3 separate regions of the Homo sapiens genome follow, and all the other regions are linked to region 2. A link is a contact called in ENCODE Hi-C or POLR2A ChIA-PET data. All regions are on one chromosome and are shown on one strand. The core of a region is the stretch at or near the end of the contact, and the rest is flanking DNA. Distances in the headings are between cores, read along the strand shown. Region 1 has its middle 91 kb from the start of DAPK1. Region 2 has its middle 13 kb from the start of CTSL. Region 3 has its middle 120 kb from the start of DAPK1.

Region 1 (3,560 bases), core at 1,061-3,560, 310 kb after region 2:
ACCTTGTGAAATTCCTTCTCCTGGCTCAGAAGCTCCCCCACTGAGCACCTTGTGACCCCGCCCCTGCCCGCAAGAGAAAAACCCCCTTTGACTGTAATTTTCCACTACCCACCCAAATCCTATAAAACTGCCCCACCCCTATCTGCCTTTCCTGACTCTCTTTTCGGACTCAGCCCGCCTGCACCCAGGTGAGATAAACAGCCTCGTTGCTTACACAAAGCCTGTTTGGTGGTCTCTTCACACAGACGTGTGTGACACTGACTTCAGGTGATCCTCCCGCCTCAGTCTCCCAAAGTGCTGGGATTACAAGCGTGAGCCACGGCGCCAAGCCTAATTTTTATTTTTTGTAGATACAGATCTCACTATGTTGCCCAGGCTGGTCTTGAACTTCTGTCCTCAAGCAGTCTTCCCACCTTAGCCTCTTAAAGCATTGGGACTACAGGTATGAGCCACAGCACCTGGCCTCAGGCTCTGTGTTTCTGACAGGCTCTCAGGTAATGCTGATGGTGCTGGACAGCAAACTACAATTTGAGTAACAAGATAGAGTCCCTACAGGCCAGGCACGGTGGCTCACGCCTGTAATCCCAGCACTGTGGGAGGCCGAGGCGGGCGGATCACGAGATCAGGAGATCGAGATCATCCTGGCTAACATGGTGAAACCCCGGCTCTACTAAAAATACAAAAAAATTAGCCAGGCGTGGTAGTGAGCACCTGTAGTCCCAGCTACTCCGGAGGCTGAGGCAGGAGAATGAGGTGAACCCAGGAGGCAGAGCTTGCAGGGAGCCGAAATCACACCACTGCACTCCAGCCTGGGCAACAGAGCAAGACTGCGTCTCAAAAAAAAAAAAAAAAAAAAAAAGATGGAGTCCCTACATAAACCAAAAAGTCTTGATCATAAACCAAAAGATAAGTCTTGATAAGTCTTGATCAATTTAAAAGTTTATTTTGCCAAGGTTAAGGACATGCCTATGACACAGCCTCAGGAGGTCCTGATGACACATGTGCCCAAGGTGGTCAGGCTGCATCTTGCATTTATATGTTTTTTATATGTTTTAGAGAGACATAAGACATCAATCAATACATGTAAGATGTACATTGGCTTGGTCAGGAAAGGTGGGACAACTGGAAGTCAGGGGCTTCCAGGTCATAGATGCATTCGAAGATTTTCTGATTGGCGATTGGTTATTATCTACAGACCCGGAATCAATAGAAAAGAATGTTTAGGTTAAGGTAAGGGATTATGAAGACCAAGGTTTTACCATGCAGATGAAGCTTCAGGGTAGCAGGCTTCAGAGAGGATAGCTTGTAAATATTTACCAGACTTAGAGTCTGTTCTATCAGTCTCAAGGTCTGTGTTGACGTTAATGGTAATAAGGCATGTCCCACCCCCTCTTCCCATCATGAACAGAACTAGTTTTTCAGGTTGACTTTGGAATGCTCTTGGCCAAAAGGAAGGGTCCATTCAGACGGTTACAGGGCTCAGAATTTTATTTTTGGTTTATGCTATCTTAGAGGACAGCCCAACCTTTCCTGCTTACAAATATAAAAGATTTTGAAACAAGTTCATCAGCAGCATTAATTAGATGAGTAATGTGCATCTGGTGTCTGGGAGCCCACATCTAGGGAACTGTTCTAGGGTCATTGGGTCATTAGGAGATTAACAAATGACTTCATGGTGCAAGTGCCTTCACATGCATATGGGGATGTATGTACATCTTTTGAAACAAGTGTATTTTTGTGCATTTCTAGTGAATTTCTTTTAGGAAATTCTTGGGCATTATATTTCATCTTTCCTGATGGAGTTGCATTAGTGATCAAAAGAGCAAACCACCAATCCTTTCCCCTTGTCTTTTTTCTTTTTCTCTTTCACAAAATCTCTGGTCTCTGCATGTGTGTTCAGTAATAGGAGAAGCCAAGGCCTCCTGTGGGTCCTAGGAAATGCATTATCTACGCTAAAAATAGACAAGAGCCCATTGTCTCATGCAAAAGTAAATCCCACATACTAATCCAGCAGAAAGTGATCTAGCCTTTTTAAAGATTTATTAGTTTCTGATTTTCCTCTCTATGCATAACAATTTTTCATCTCATTCTGTGACAGATAAATTGAATTAAGTGAGAGTTGAAATAACTTCTTTTAAAGATAAATCATCTTTGTGTTACAAACCTTTGAGGTTTAGGAGGCCTCAAGATTCTTGAAGAATCAAAACATTAAGTGAGGAAGAGAAAAGTAACTGTTATTATAGAAATAGCTGCATTCCCAGCAGTGGTGTGCTGTAAATGTTTAACAACCAGCTCTCAAAAAACAAGAAACACTGCCAGGGGCTGGGGTGGGGAGTTATGAGGAGTGACTGCTAATGACTGTGTTTCTTTTTGGTGTGATGAAAATGTTCTGAAATTTGATGGTGGTAGTTGCATAACCTAATGAATATATTAGGAAACCACTGAATTGTACAATTTTAAATGGAAACAACAACAAATCTCCCTTCCCCCGAATATTATTTGCACGATTTGCTAATTTCCATAATGTAAATTCTTCCACTATTGCTGATTTCAACACCACTGGTTCCCAGTGTGGCAATTGTTTCCTAGCCACAGGGGTTTAGGAAGAAGGTGGGGTGTATATAGGATTCCCTCTCTGATTGCTTTTGCTAGCTTTTTTCTTGCTTTTTTTCTTTTTTTTTTTTTGCTTGTTTGCTTTTGTTGTTTTTTTCTGTCTTGAAGTGATCAAGATGTAGTGAAAGCACCCTGAGTGGGATATAAGTCTGAGATTCTTTCCTTTACTAATTCAAATATTCAGCCACACATTTAGCACCTCCTCATGCTGGGCTCTGTGCTGCGTATGTGCCGCAAATTCTAAGGTACCTAGAGTGACCCCTGCCACTGAAGAGACTACAGTCTAGTGAGGGATAGAAATATAAAAACACTATTGTAGAATGTGAGTGTGCATATGCCAGAATAGAAGTATGCGCACTCTGATTGAGAGAGTTACTTTCCCCCATGGAGGAGGAATAGTGGCGGTGATATCAGTGAATGTGTCAGATAAGAGATATCTATCTGACCTGGGAGCTGGGGAAGAGCACCACAATTTAAAAGAACAGCATGAACCAAGGCACAGAGGCACAAGAGTGACAGGGTGCTAAGGATACAGGCACTAATAAGTTGTGGGTAGCTCACAGGTTCGTAAGTGGCCAGGATGTAAAGTGACCAGAAAGATGGGCTTGTATGCTTTTCAAGTTTTTATGGGCCATGCTAAGGAGACTGCACCTTATGGTGCAGGAAATGGGGAGCCACTGAGGTTTGTTAAGCAAGGGAGAGACATGTGGAGATCTGCAGTATTACTTTTTGATGGTAAGAAGGATACATGGGTAGGAAAGAGAAGTGGGAATAAGCTGGAATTGAGTAGGCCAGAGAACAAGACTGTGTTATTCCAGGTGAGAGATGAATAAGCCAACAGTGTAGGGTACAAAGTGGAGGGGATGAAGTGGAGAAACACATCAAGATAAAATGTATAGAACTGATCATTCAATTGAATGTGCATGATGGAGCAGATGATGGAGTTA
Region 2 (4,012 bases), core at 818-3,317:
GGCGTCTCAAGGTTTAAGAGTCAGTTAAAAAAAAAAAAAAAAAAAAAAAAAGGCGGCCAGGCACGGTGGCTCATGCCTGTAATCCCAGCACTTTGGGAGGCCAAAGTGGGCGGATCATGAGGTCAAGAGATCGAGACCATCCTGGCCAACATGGTAAAACCCCGTCTCTACTAAAAATACAAAAATTAGCCAGGTGTGGTGGTGCGTGCCTGTAGTCCCTGCTACTCAGGAGCCTGAGGCAGGAGAATCACTTGAACCTGGGAGGCAGAGGTTGCAGTAAGCCGAGATCGCACCACTGCACACCAGCCTGGCGACAGAGTGACAGAGCAAGACTCCATTTCACAAAAAAAAAAAAAAAAAAGCTACTCTTTATTGAAAATAGCTTTAAGGGGCAGAGAGAAGTTATAAGATTCCTTTTTATTTCTCATTTTCAAATAAAAAATGAAAATAGTAATTCCAAAATGACAAGAGAGAATCTATTCAAGCGTTTAGTGTACTTTTGCCTGGCTTATGGAGGGATAAGATAAAAATGTCACTGGGTGAAAACAATGAGATAAATTCACAGCTGGGAACATTGCACAATATCACCAGTGTTGCATGTTTGCTCAGTAGCTGGCTGTTCTCCATGTCAGCAGGATGTATGTGGCTTGTTTTGACTCCAGGTCCTCCAGGAGTATGTGTCCAACCACCAAGGTGGGCAGCAGAGTTTGGAGGCCAAATCCTTTGGTACCTGGAGCGGGATAGCAATGGAACCACACAGAGAATGGCCCAGAGCACTGGGAAGGGTGCCTTCTCAGCAAAAGGCACCTGCACAGAAATTCAGCCCATAAAGCCAGGCAGAGAAGGACATGAATGACAATTGGATAATGAGTGTTGGCATTAAAAAGCATTTAAAATAAGTCACTAGACAATTAAACTTGCAATGTCAGAAAATCTTACAGCTTATGTATAATCAAATGAAACTAAACTTGATAGAGTGTTCACCAGATTTGACAGTAATCTTTAAAATTTATGACATTGCCTGTAATGGGTTTTGAAGCTCAAAGTTTTCTAAACTGGTAATAAATGTAATTATTGAGTAATTAATCTCTTGTGATGGTGGAAAGAATGAATTTTTTCCGTTCTTGCTAAAAGAGTAAGATTATAAAAGCTGTTATATGTAGCAAAAAATTTGGTAAAAATTATTATAAAGTGTGTTAGCCATTGATTAATAAAATAATGTTTTTCTGGAAGAAAAGAAAACCAGATAGAGTGCAACATAAATGCAAAGTTTTGCTCAGCAATTAATGTTTTCTCTTTTTGGATTTTAATTGTTATGTGCCGACAGCCCAAAAAGCCACATATATCATGTCCAGTCCGAAATACAGAAAAAAATGTGCATAAAGATGTTTAGCCCAGCTTTGTTTTCAACAGGGAATAACGCCTGAGTGTTTCACAGTAGGGAATTGGGATATGACAATATTATTATAGCATTTTGCAGCCGTTAAAAGGAATGTTTCTGAAAAGCTTCTAATAACATTGTAAAAAAGCTGTGTCATAATCTTCCGTTTAAAAAAAGCAGGGTATAAAATTGAACACTTCATATGATTTCAGCTACATTAAAACATGTCTAGAAAATACAACCAAAGGGAATAAAAACTTTCATTGCCTCAAATTACCCCAAAGGGAAAGGGCAGCCCATGGCCAGGAAGGGCCAGCCTCAGAAGGACTGAAGTTGCTGACTTGTGCCTACGGCGGCAGCAGCTGCTGGTTTCTCCTTCCATGTTAATCTGGGTCACAGAATCTCGTGATTTACAGAAGCAGCTCTGGCTCATTCTTGGGTGACTGGCCTGCCTTCTTGGAAGACAGGATGATGCTCATCAACGCTGGCTGTGACGCAACCTGAGGACTCTGCAAACCTCCCGTGGGGTCACACACTGGGGCAGAAGCCCCAGCATCTGAGTGTCCGCTTTGAGGATGGAGCGAGTGGGATGGGTGAGGCAGAGAGGAAGAAACTTCTCCGGATGTCCTGGTTAGTCACCCTGATTGTGGGAAATGCACACTCATGGCTGAATCAGCAAGAATCAAGTCTCTTGGTCAGAAAAAAAAGCCATTATGGCCTAAGAATCTCTCATGACACACACACACACGACACACCACACACACACCACACCCCCCCCACACACACACCACACACACACCACACACCAAACACACACACCACACACCAAACACATACACACCACAAACACCACACACCAAAAACACACACACCGCACATACACACATCACACACACCACACACACCAGATACACACATGCACACACCACACACACCAAACACAACACACACCACACATATACACATACATATGCCACACATATGCGCACACCCCACACACACACCACACACGCACACACCACACACAACCATACCACATGCACACCACACACGCACACACCCTACACACCTCACACACACACCACACACACATCACATAAACACACACCACACACACCCCCACACACACCACATGCACACACACCACACACACAAAGCACACACACATGCACACACATCACACACACACATATATGCACATACCAAAGACACAGACTTACCCCCATATATACATGTGTATACACATGCGCAATACACATATACACATGTGCATATGCACACTAACTCTGCTACACATATGCACATGACACACGCACATACATTAATATACATGTACACAAATGCACACATTTATGCACAAAATACAGATGCATACACCTGCATATCCGTGTACTCTCATGACACACACATGCACACACACATACAGACTGCAGTGTAATATACTTAGTAGAATAGGATGAGGGGCCCTCAGTTGGGGTCAGATGGCCTGATGCTTAGTCTGAATTGTTAATAATTGAACTGTGTAATTTTGCCTGAATCTTTTCATCTCTGCTTCCAGCTGCCAGAGTGCGGTTGACTCAAACCATCTGGAAGTTCTCTTTAGTTGTAAAATTCTGTGATTTCAATGGAAAAGATGGTATCATTCATCCAGAGCTCACCTGAGCTCCTTCTCTCTACCCTGAGGAGAATCCTGGGGGCTGGAGTCACAGCATAGGGTGCTTGGGAGGCCGTCCTCACCCAGCACCAGCCCCAAGAGTGTTGCCACCAGGGATAGCCCAGCGTCCCCGAGGACCTCTGCTGTGGGCATTCCTGTGGCTTCTTCCCCCTCACACCCACACACTTCTTCCCTCCTTTCTGATAAAGAATCAAGAATTTGCCGTGGGAGCAAATAGGCAGGAACCAGCAAGCTTCTGAGGCCCAGCGCTTCCAGGAAGAGATCAGCAGCTGTCTGTCCTGAAGGTATTTCCAGGGTTCCTTTCTGCTCAGCGGAGGTGGAAGGGAGCTCACTGCTCCTTAACTCTCCCTGTCAGAGGTGCCCCTGGTCCACCCTCTCTGGCCATGGCATTCATTTAGGGCAGACAAGCGGTTCCTGTCCTGAGTCAACATCTGGAAGCCACCAGGCCCTGGGCTGGGAGGATTTGGAGCCTGTCATCAGCATGTGACTTTTGGTTGTGATGCTACAGTCTGACCTCACCCTCAGGTTGCCACCCAAAGCCCAGCTATGCTCCAGATCGCTGAAGATTGCCCTTGAGAGCAAATTCCTCAGGCAGCTGTGGAGCTGAGCCCTGAGGACTCAGTGAGCCAGGGCTGGGCCCTCACCCTCACACTATTCCTCATAAACAGTTCAGTTTAAGTTCTCAGGAATGCATAGTCCTGCAAAGACTGTGGCGCTGGGTCTCAAATACGAATTCAAACTAAAAACAAAACCCTCTGCCAATCAAAAGAGGAAAGAAGCCAAACAGAACTCTCACTTCTTCCCCCTCTGAGGACCACTTTAAAGTTTTTTTTTTTTTGAAATAACAAATATTAAATTCTTTAAAAAGCAATCAATCCCTTTTCCTGTTCCCCTTTTCTGGGGGGCTCCGCTTGGCTGAGCTGCTCTAAATACAGTAGGTAGTCTTGTACATTACT
Region 3 (3,692 bases), core at 445-2,944, 340 kb after region 2:
TGATCCTGCACTGCTTTGTAATCCGGCCCTTATTTACAAACCCTACGTCCCCACATTGTTCCCTAGCTGGTTGAGGGCATGGATTTATTTTATGAAGGTTGCATCTCCTATGATGGTGGGCATGAATGAATGACATCTTTCTGTACCTCCCCCCTCACTTAATTCAAAAGTGTTGATGAATCCTATTACTAATTGGATGGCAGTCTGGGCAGTAAGGTTTAGTGCCAACAACAGCAGTAGAGGAGGCAATGTTCTGGCAGCATGACAGAATCAGGATGTCTCAGGCTGTGATCTTCAAGCCTCTGCTGCCTGCAGATATGTCTCAAAGTATGAATTAAAAATCATTGAAATTTGAAGACTTTGGGCACTCTCTTCTCCCGTGCAGCTCTTATCTTTCCCTATTGTCCTCTTTCCCGCACCCCCCCACCCCCAACCACATTTACACATTAATGTTCCTTGGAAGGCTGTGAAGCCATTTGAGTTTGGACCCCAGTGATGTTTCTGACCTTGATGCTGTATCTCCACATACTCTGCATACCTGCGTATCTACCTTCTACTCTCTGTATTTCTCTAGTGTGTGTGTGTGTCTGTGTGTGTGTGTAAAACTCTTCAACAGGAGTGATGCTTAACTACACACCAAAACAAAGCAAGGCCTTCCCTAAATATCACCAACTGTTGATCTTGAACCTAAAGTTGTCATGAGAGCAAGCTCGTACTTTGGAGCAGTGTCAGGCTTTCATGCTTCAGCCTCGGGATTGAGACATTTGCTCCCTAAATGTTTTACAGACATTTGCTCCCTCAATGATGCTCTAGTTTCTGAGGAAAGTAAACAACTTAAATAAAAATTATATTTGCAGAAGTACTTGTGGGATGAGCCAGGTGTCCAACAAAAGTGGAGAAAGGTGCTAAGCTCTAGAAATTTTGTAGCCACTGAAGTAGACATGCAGATGTGAGGCCAACTGACAAGCACAGCTTTTGAAACTGCTTTTGCAAATTTATGACTGAGACAGTGAAAGAGATCTAACTTAACTGACTCCATCTTGCTTCTAACCTCCAAGCTGTCCTTGTTCATTCCTGGGCATAGGCTGAACTAACTTTGGGAGAAACTTACTTTATAGTTTGAACAAAGACGGTAACAGCCCTTTCCCAAAGCAGACCTCCTCCTTGTCTGGGTACTAGACTGCCTTTGTAGGACTAACGTTAGCCACGTGATTAGAAATTATGGTTTAGGAGTCATGCAGCTGGAGGCTACAAGATTCTGACCCTCCCTAAGTTGCTCCTAAGATCAGAGCTTGAGATATTTTGCAGACCTTGCACTTGAGGGATCAGCTGGCTCCACCCAGATCAATAAACTGGCTCATCTGATCTTGTGGCCCCCAACCAGGAACTGACTCAATGCAAGAAGACAGCTCTGACTCCCTGCGATTTCATCCCTGACTAATCAGCACTCCTGGCTCACTGGCTTCCCCCCACCCACCAAGTTATCCTTAAAGACTCTGCTCCCCGAAAGCTCGGGGAGACTGATTTGAGTAATAATAAAACTCTGGTCTCCCGCACAGTCGGCTCTGCGTGAATTACTCTTTCTCTATTGCAGTTCCTCTGTCTTGATGAATCAGCTCTGTCTAAGCAGCAGGCAAGGTGAACCCCTTGGGTGGTTACACTTTCAGGAGAGCTCTGAATCATAGCCAGAGCTGTGTTCACCCAGGGATGAGCAGGCTGGGACATTCAGAGCCTCCTTGTGGCCTGAATTCCTTCCTTGGGTAGAGCTTGTCCTAAGACACCTCGTTTCTATCTCAAGTAGACCCTGAGGCTCAGATGAGTTCTAAGACAAGGTAAAAAGAGTCCAGGGAAAACATGAAGAGCCAGCAAAGATGGCAGATGGCTGTGAAAAACAGTAGCAGACATCCTCAGACAATCGCTCAGTGCCTCGGAATGATTTTCAGAGATGTAAAAATGGACTCAGAGACAAAGTAGAGAAGGAAGTGAGAAGAACCCAGAAAATAAGATGTCATGTTATTTGTTTATATATTTGTTTTTGAGATGGAGTCTCGCTTTGTTGCCCAGGCTATAATGCAGAGATGCGATCTCAGCTCACTGTAGCCTCCACCTCCTAGGTTCAAGAGATTCTCCTGCCTCAGCCTCCTGAGTAGCTGCGACTACAGGTATGCGTCACCATGCCTGGCTTATTTTTGTATTTTTATTTTTATTTATTTATTTAGTTAGTTAGTTAGTTACTCTGAGATGGAGTCTAGCTCTGTCACCCAGGCTAGAGTACAGTGGGACAATCTCAGCTCACTGCAACCTCCATCTCCCGGGTTCAAGTGATTTTCCTGCCTCAGCCTCCCAAGTAGCTGGGACTACAGGGCTGTGCCACCGCACCCGACTAATTTTTGCATTTTTAGTAGAGACAGGGTCTCACCACGTTGGCCACGCTGGTCTCGAACTCCTGGCCTCAGGTAATCTGCCCACCTCAGCCTCCCAAAGTGCTGGGATTACAGGCGTGAACCACCGCACCCTGCCTAATTTTTGTATTTTTAATAGAGATGGGCTTCACCATGATGGCCAGGCTGATCTCGAACTCCTGGCCTCAAGTGATCTACCTACTTCAGCCTCCCAGAGTGTTGGGGTTATAGGTGTGAGACACTGTGCCTGGCCAATGCCGTGTTATCTTAACACGTATCATATATGTATGTGTTGGCTGTTGGTAAAGGAAAGCCTTTCCTAATTGTTAAAGTCAAATACTGTGTTAGGTGTATTTGTTAATATTTTATATTTACATATCATCTCACCCATTGTATTTTTTCACTTGCTGCCCTCTTGAAAACCACCTGCAAAACACAGGTGTGGGAGTAATTGTAATCTTTCATGGAAGGGGACCCCCGCTCTAGATTCCCTCGCAGTTGTTCAAGGCAGAGGAGGCACTCAGCTCAGGCTTTCAGTTCTTATCTTGGAAATAGTTTCAGTGAATTTTCAAAGTGGAGGCTAACACCTGAATGACAGGCTCATTATTCATGCTTGGTTTTATCTCTTTTTATTTCCAGCTATGGGGACCCAGCAGAGGAGGCTCTGTCTCTCGGGAATGCACTCAGTGGGTTGGGTCCCTTCCCCGCCTGGAGGTTACGGCCCTTGTGCCACTCCCTGATTTCATTAACAGCGCTTGAGGGGACTGCGCCATTTGCACGTACAGGGAGCAAGAGCAGGTCACGTAGTTATATTTTATCCAGTGTTGCCTTTCTCTAAGGGCGACGTTATCTATTAACCACTTTCTCTCTGCCCGCATCCCTGCTAGGTGTTGTGAAAAGTAAAGATGTAAAATTTCTGAACAATTTAAAGCTACAGTAAACAAAACATTTTCTCTGTGGGAGGTGGGGTTGGAAGGAATGAGAGGGAATCCATGTAGATAATCTAATTCTGTTAGTGTATGAACATCAGTATGTGAGTTCTAATTCCATGCGCTTATAAAATTCTCATGCCAGAAATATTCTGGAATGTGAAAAGCCATCAATGTCTTTTGCCTGGGCTACTACAGTAACTTTATTTTATTTTTTTATTTTGATACATGGTCTGGGTTTGTTGCCCAAGCTGGAGTGCAGTGGCGTGATCTCAGCTCACTTCAACCTCTGCCTTCCGGGCTCAAGCGAGCCTCCCACCTCAGTCTCCCTGGGATTGCAGGCACACGCCACCAAGCCCTG

The links. Hi-C counts contacts between places; a loop is a spot of excess contacts on that map. ChIA-PET counts read pairs that join two places held with the same protein, here RNA polymerase II (POLR2A). Pooled maps may share reads with other maps.
Region 1: a map of CD14-positive monocyte shows a loop between it and region 2 (4-fold over the local background). The contact joins two enhancer-like sites. A Hi-C loop is called at or near these places in 1 of 168 maps with a recorded cell type or tissue (CD14-positive monocyte). POLR2A ChIA-PET finds 5 or more read pairs at or near these places in 1 of 52 experiments (BJ).
Region 3: a loop to region 2 is called in a pooled map, with 9 times the contacts of the local background. The contact joins two enhancer-like sites. A Hi-C loop is called at or near these places in 1 of 168 maps with a recorded cell type or tissue (chondrocyte) and 6 of 50 pooled maps. POLR2A ChIA-PET finds 5 or more read pairs at or near these places in 3 of 52 experiments (A549, PC-9 and activated CD4-positive, alpha-beta T cell).

Annotation. Positions count from the first base shown.
Region 1 is chr9:87,404,766-87,408,325 of GRCh38, reverse strand. It overlaps the pseudogene LOC112268032. Among named protein-coding and RNA genes, the nearest start is that of DAPK1, 91 kb to the left of the region's middle. RefSeq lists an enhancer at 2,269-2,819. Within about 2 kb of position 2,310, at least 4 of the 41 ENCODE cell types and tissues checked have a DNase peak (open chromatin) inside an H3K27ac peak, as active enhancers do.
Region 2 is chr9:87,711,571-87,715,582 of GRCh38, reverse strand. No RefSeq gene overlaps it. Among named protein-coding and RNA genes, the nearest start is that of CTSL, 13 kb to the left of the region's middle. RefSeq lists an enhancer at 997-2,196. Within about 2 kb of position 2,067, at least 31 of the 41 ENCODE cell types and tissues checked have a DNase peak (open chromatin) inside an H3K27ac peak, as active enhancers do; they include PC-9, where a contact is called at or near this core.
Region 3 is chr9:87,372,118-87,375,809 of GRCh38, reverse strand. No RefSeq gene overlaps it. Among named protein-coding and RNA genes, the nearest start is that of DAPK1, 120 kb to the left of the region's middle. Within about 2 kb of position 1,694, at least 2 of the 41 ENCODE cell types and tissues checked have a DNase peak (open chromatin) inside an H3K27ac peak, as active enhancers do; they include PC-9, where a contact is called at or near this core.